Regions from separate parts of the Homo sapiens genome. Here region 1 is linked to region 2. Evidence: chromatin contacts called from ENCODE Hi-C or POLR2A ChIA-PET data. All regions are on one chromosome and are shown on one strand. Each heading gives the region's core, a stretch centred on a gene start or an enhancer-like site at or near the end of the contact. The rest is flanking DNA. Distances are from core to core; before and after follow the strand shown.

What was found. A loop is a pair of places that touch in the nucleus more often than their neighbours do. ChIA-PET counts read pairs that join two places held with the same protein, here RNA polymerase II (POLR2A). Pooled maps may share reads with other maps.
Region 1: a loop to region 2 is called in a pooled map, with 3 times the contacts of the local background. The contact joins two enhancer-like sites. A Hi-C loop is called at or near these places in 1 of 50 pooled maps. POLR2A ChIA-PET finds 5 or more read pairs at or near these places in 2 of 52 experiments (CD4-positive, alpha-beta T cell and OCI-LY7).

The regions. Positions count from the first base shown.
Region 1 is chr12:122,353,785-122,356,899 of GRCh38, forward strand. CLIP1 (CAP-Gly domain containing linker protein 1) reads right to left here. Exons shown (of 26, transcript NM_001247997.2): 6 at 1,331-1,528; 7 at 669-772. Among named protein-coding and RNA genes, the nearest start is that of CLIP1-AS1, 40 kb to the right of the region's middle. Within about 2 kb of position 1,592, at least 3 of the 41 ENCODE cell types and tissues checked have a DNase peak (open chromatin) inside an H3K27ac peak, as active enhancers do.
Region 2 is chr12:122,081,328-122,084,625 of GRCh38, forward strand. All of the region lies in intron 1 of MLXIP (MLX interacting protein), which reads left to right. Among named protein-coding and RNA genes, the nearest start is that of MLXIP, 4.2 kb to the left of the region's middle. RefSeq lists enhancers at 1-48, 1,656-1,705. Within about 2 kb of position 1,389, at least 4 of the 41 ENCODE cell types and tissues checked have a DNase peak (open chromatin) inside an H3K27ac peak, as active enhancers do.

The sequences.
Region 1 (3,115 bases), core at 342-2,841, 270 kb after region 2:
CAGGCCTGGCTAATTTTTGTATTTTTAGTAGAGACGGGGTTTCACCATGTTGGTCACGTTGGTCTCGAACTTCTGACCTCAAGTGATCCACCCGCCTCAGCCTCCCAAAGTGCTGGGATTACAGGCGTGAGTCACTGCGCCCAATCAGGCCATGTCTAAATGATTCCAAACTTATTGAAAAAAGTCAAATCAAAGCAGACGCTCTTCACACAGTATGGCAGAGTTCACCTTCTGCTGGACACATAGTCATTCCTTTGGTTCTAAGGGTTGATACCAACATGATTATTAATAGGAAATTTTCTTCTGAGGTCATTGAAAATGAAAAGGCTGCTGGGCGCGGTGGCTCACACCTGTAATCCCAGCACTTTGGGAGGCTGAGGCAGATGGATCTCCTGAGCTCAGGAGTTCGAGACCAGCCTAGGCAACATGGTGAAACTCCATCTCTACTAAAATACAAAAAATTAGCCAGGCGTGGTGGCACATTCCTGTGGTCCCAGCTACTTGGGAGGCTGAGGCAGGAGAATTGCTTGAACCTGGGAGGCAGAGGTTGTAGTGAGCTGAGATTGCACCACTGCACTGCAGCCTGGGCAACAGAGCTAGACTCTGTCTCAAAAACAAAAAAAAAGGGGGAAAGGCCACACTTGCACCAGGAAACAGTCTGGGGTCACCTTTTCTCCTCTTCAAGCTGGTTGAGAAGCTCCACCTTCTCCCTGTCAGCAGCTTCCACCATTGTTCGCAGCTGGTCCATTTTGGCTTCCAATTCCAGGACATGCTGGGGAAGGCAAGAATGTCGGTAAATGGACTATTTCTGACCCAGATACAGACCCAGTGATACTTCTCCAAAGAGCTGTGGGTCACCATGGTGGGTGGGCGTTACTCTAAAACCTTATGTTAAAAAGCTTTCTCTATTTTAATAGGTTATTCTCAACAGCTTTCCTGGAAGATAGATGATGAAAGTGATAAAGAACAATGTTAAAACACCTCTCATCTTTTTTGAAGCTGAAACACATATTAAGAGTAATCCACAAACAGCAGCTATAATCAATCATTGGTAAGGCCCTAGTAACCAAGCTGGCCTAACACAGACAGGCCAAAAGACCCGGACACAAAGACCAAACACTAAGGTCGAATCAAGAACAAAACTTCATCTCTGTGATCATGGAAACTGGCACCCCAGACTGTAGCTTTCAAACAAGCACAGCAAAGAAATGTACACCCATTTCTTGTGCTCTCAAGTCTAGCTCCTCGGTGCCAAGCACCGGGCATGCTTCTCGGCTCCTCAGTGGCTTTAGAAACCATCACCATCTCCGCAACAAGGTCCAGACTTCACCTGGTCATGTCCGTCCCGGGCCAGAGCTAGCTCCTGCTCTATCTCCCCCACGTGGCTCGTGGCCTTGGCCACCTCCGCCCTCTCCAGATCCCGTTCCGCCAGCAGCTGCTCAATGTGCTGCTGCTTCTCCTTCAGGGCCTCCTGGAGGGCAGTGGTACCGGAGATCTTCCTGGCGTAACGGGAGGAGGTTTCAGTCAACTGTAAAGGAAAGTTAGAGAAATGAAGGGCGATGATGCTGTCAGAAAAGCGAGGGAGGCGCGATGCATGCATGGCGGGCATCTGCTCGGCAAAGCAAGGGCGCTGCTCCAGCTGGCAGGCTGGCCAGGATTAGGAAAGGCTTCCTCAAAAACACAAGACAGTGTGTGCCTTCTGTCTATAAATCTCACAAAGAATACATCAACGTAAAGAGATCAGCCAGGTGCGGTGGCTCATGCCTGTAATCCTAGCACTTCAGGAGGCCAAGGCGGGTGGATCACTTGAGGCCAGGAGTTTGAGACCTGGCCAAGATGATGAGACCCCATCTCTACTAAAAATACAAAAATTAGCTGGAGTGCAGTGGTGCGATCTCAGCTGACTGCAACCTCCACCTCCTGGATTCAAGTGATTCTCCTGCTTCAGCCTCCCAAGTAGCTGGGATCACAGGCGTGCACCACTACCGCCCAGCTAATTTTTATATTTTTAGTAGAGACGGGGTTTTGCCATGTTCGCCAGGCTGTTCTCGAACTCTAAAGTGCTAAGGTTACAGGTGTGAGCCACCGCGCCAAAGGCCATCTGCTCAGCCACTGCTGGCTCCAGATCAAGTCAGCCTTGACTTCATCTTCTGCAGTCAGAGCTGCTGCAGCTGTCGCCTGAAAGCTCTTCTCTTCATCGGTTTCCCTAGGCCCTTACTGCAAGATGCACAGGATGCAGACTTACAGCGAGGATCTTTCCTCAATTAATAACTCGGCAACTTGAGAACTACAAAAGAATCAACCTTTTGTTCTTGAAATTACTTAAACATACCAGGAAGAAACTCCTGTTGTCTTTTTTAACCATTTGACCTTGACCTTCCAATTTCATTATATAGCTAAATTATACCTTCTCTTGCTAATATTTCTTCCTGAATACATTAAATGTGTGGTTCCCAAACCATGTGCAGAGATGCCCCAGGGTGCTGAGCAAACTCACCAGTGCACTGTAGGATGTTTTAAAATTTCAAGAGAAACACAGCGACATCTGCTGGACTCTGTGCAAACTACTAGTTTGAGGCAATTCAGTCTCATTAGATTGTCCTACAGTCCTTTCAATAACATCATGTACTTTCAAAGCTGGGTTTTGGCTATTCCCATGACGAAAATGAAAGTATGATGCAAAAATCAACATGCACAGGAAATGAGGTTGGTGATGAGAAATCAGATTCCAAGGCTTGACTAGATGTGTAGAGCCCAACAGCAGCGCACACAGTAACATGAAGTCATTCTGGTTATTAAAGAATGAATTGGGTCCCTCTCCCTCTCTCCCTCTCCCTCTCTCCCTCTCCCTCTCCCCACGGTCTCCCTCTCCCTCTCTTTCCATGGTCTCCCTCTGATGCCGAGCCGAAGCTGGACTGTACTGCTGCCATCTCGGCTCACTGCAGCCTCCCTGCCTGATTCTCCTGCCTCAGCCTGCCGAGTGCCTGCGATTGCAGGCGCGCGCCGCCACGCCTGACTGGTTTTCGTATTTTTTTGGTGGAGACGGGGTTTCGCTGTGTTGGCCGGGCTGGTCTCCAGCTCCTAACTGCGAGTGATCCGCCAGCCTCGGCCTCCC
Region 2 (3,298 bases), core at 139-2,638:
GTCTGTCTGTGTGAGGCTGGTTTGTCCAGTGCTGAGTTTAGTTGGCAGTGTAGAACTTTGGTATGGATGACAGACAAATGACTCAAAACCAGTTGTCTGGGCTGTAGTCTGTGGCACAGAAAGAAACTAGAGGAAGGTGAGTTTCTGACCCCAGCTCTCCTAGTGAGAACTGCTACCTGGCTTTCAGGGAAGGAAGGTTGAGATCGGAGGCAACGCGGGGCGTGGTGGCTCATGCCTGTAGTCCCAGCACTTTGGGAGGCCGAGGTGGGGGATTGCTTGAGCCCAGGAGTTCAAGATCAGCCTGGGCAATGTAGCAAGATCCCCATCTCTAAAAAAGAAAAAGAAAGAAAGAAAAAAAGGGATTGGGGGCAGGGCAGAAAGAAGACTTAACCTCAGAGCCTGTCTGGCTTCCATCCTGGTGGGGTTCATGCCTTCCCTGCCGGCTGTCTGGGTCCTCCCCTCCTGCCCGAGCTGAGAAAGGCCAGCTGGGTCTCCTCTTCTGTGTGACTGTTTCTGGCCTAGGTTCTTTCTAACTTCAACTTCCTGTCTGTCCTCTGGCCTCTTCGTTCTAGCTGTCTAACTCTCCGTGGTACACTCTGCTTTTTGTTGTTGTTGTTTGATTTCCTGTTAGCTGCTGCCTCCCAGCTGTTTCCAGATGAGGTTCAACAGCTCTCTGGGGAGGAACTAAGTGCAGGGGAAGTTGTGGTTATTTTTTACCGAGTCCTGAGAAGTGGCCTAGGGATTCTGACTGTGATCCATTCCTGAACTGGCAGGGCTTCACCTCCTGAAGGGTCTTTGCCCGGGGCTGACTTTGGGTGTGGAACAGGGTGTTTGAGGACTTGGATATGAGTGTGCCCAGGGCCTGCTGGGTAGGGAACCGTGCAGATGGGATTCCTTGTCCTTCTCACTCAGTTTTGCTGAGAAGCCCTGTGGCGAAGGGTCTTGATTTGGTCCAGAAACATGTGCTCAATTATTGGGACATTTTGGAGAGAAGGGGTTGCCTTTCCCCGAGGCAAACCAGGTGTTAATGATGGAAAAAATCCTTATTTTTCCTTAGACTTATCTGAAGTCTAAGAATGCTATTCAATGGGAAAGATAAAATTTCCCTGCAAGGTGGAAGTGAGGATCAGCAGAGATAACCTCTGGGAATGGAGCTGGGAATGGGGCTAGTGCCTGGCAAGTAACACACAAGAGGAGGGTTTAACGGGCTCCGCATAGCAAGTGGGTTATGGCAGAATTTTAGTTCTGCATCTGCATTCATCTGACATTTATGAGGAGCCCGTGTCTTATCTATGAACTGAAGGAAATAGTGTATCTAACCAGGGTCTTAGCTGAGCTTTCAAATGCCTGCTTGACAAATACTAAATAGAAGCATTCTTGATTTGGCCGGGTGCTTTCTGAGGCTCTACAATGGAGCTATGTACTGTAGAACATAGTTCATGGTTCTTGCCCTCTTGACACTGTAAGGAATGTCACACATGTATATCCTTCACACAGAATTTCCTTTTTTTGAGATAGGATCTCGCTCTGTTTCCCAGTCTGGAGGATAGTGATGTGATCACAGCTCACTGCAGCCTTGACCTCCCAGGCTCAAGCAGTCCTCTTGTCTCAGCCTCTTGAGTAGCTGGGACTGCGGGCACGCACTACTATGCCTGGCTAATTTTTTATTTTTTGTAGATATGGGGTGTTGCTATGCTTCTCAGGATGGTCTTGAACTCCTGGCCTTAAGCAGTCCTTCCACCTCAGCCTTCCAAAATGATGAGATTCTAGGAGTGAGCTATTGTGCCCAGCCCCCACCTACAGATTCTGAACACTTCTAGTGTGTACCTTTTTGTGGTTGGTTTTGGTTCCATTTCTTTGCCTTTTTAGAAACTCCTTATTTCAGGGAGCGTTGGTATGAATATTTCCGGTGGTGGGGGGAAGAGATAGTCTTTTTCTGTATTTAGAGATAAGCAGTTTCTGGAAAATAGGTTTCTGTTTAAGAAGTGGGTGTTTGGAGAGACTTAAATTAGGGCTTGTAAGATAGCCTTGGGATGTAAGTTTCTAAAAAGTGGCCCCCTCCACGAATGCTTTGTATAGTAACCCTTCATTCTTTTTTTTTTTTGAGACGGAGTTTCGCTCATGTTGCCCAGTCTGGAGTGCAATGGTGCGATCTCGGCTCACTGCAACCTCTGCCTCCTGAGTTCAAGTGATTCTCCTGCCTCAGCCTCCCAAGTAGCAAGGATTACAGGCATGCACCACCATGCCCGACTAATTTTGTATTTTTAGTAGAGATGGGGTTTCTCCATGTTGGTCAGGCTGGTCTCGAACTCCCAACCTCAGGTGATCTGCCTGCCTCAGCCTCCCAAAATGCTGGGATTACAGGCGTGAGCCACCGGGCCCGGCTAACCCTTCATTCTTGATCAAAGCGGGAATCTGTGCCAGACTTAAGGAGTAGCAAGGGCTAAAGGTTAGAGCACTGTGTCCTCCAAACTTTGAATTTTCAGTAGAGGTACTGTCTAATGCTAAGCACAGTTAACCAGTTGTAAATGGAAACCTTTCATGCAAATACTAAATTGGTTTTTCTCTTTTGCAGTCATACGGAAGATAAGCAGTGTTTCTTCTCCTGCGTTCTTCAGTCTTTAACCATTAGATGGTGCGCCGTTGCAGGGTGTGCACTGAGGTGGGAGCCGGGGCTGCAGAGATGAAAAAACACAGTCTCTCTCCTCAAGGGGCTCACAGGCTAGGCGTGGGGACAGATAGTTATAGAACAGTTAGTAAGGGCTGTGATAACTGTGACCTCTTGTGACACTACCGGGAAGGATATCTCAGCCAGATTGTGTGTGTGTGTGTGTGTGTGTGTGTGTGTGTGTGTGTGTGTGTGTGTTGACATGACCAGGAGCAGTGCGGATGGTTTTCCTGACATCAGGCTTCAATGTGTATCTCCCCTTTCGCTGTTAACTCTCAAAGATTACCAATTACATTACCCAACAGGAAGCCCCAGTGCTCCCCGCTTTAGCGGTGTGGGACCAAACTTCCATTGCTTGTAGACGCTGGTTGGTTCATTGCCCACATGCTGGAAGGGGAGGAAGGAGAGGAAGGGGAGGAAGACCTGGGGAAAGAGTCCAGGTGACGAGGTTAGAGGAGAGGATGGAGGGAGGTTATTTTCCGGGTGGAAGAAGAAAAGAGAATTCACACAGACTGAACATTTATTATGTTCCACATTCTCCTTCCATGACCTTTTTTTTTGTTTGTTTGAGACGGAGTTTCGCTCTTGTCACCCAGGCTGGAGTGCAGTGGCGTGATCTTGGCTCACTGC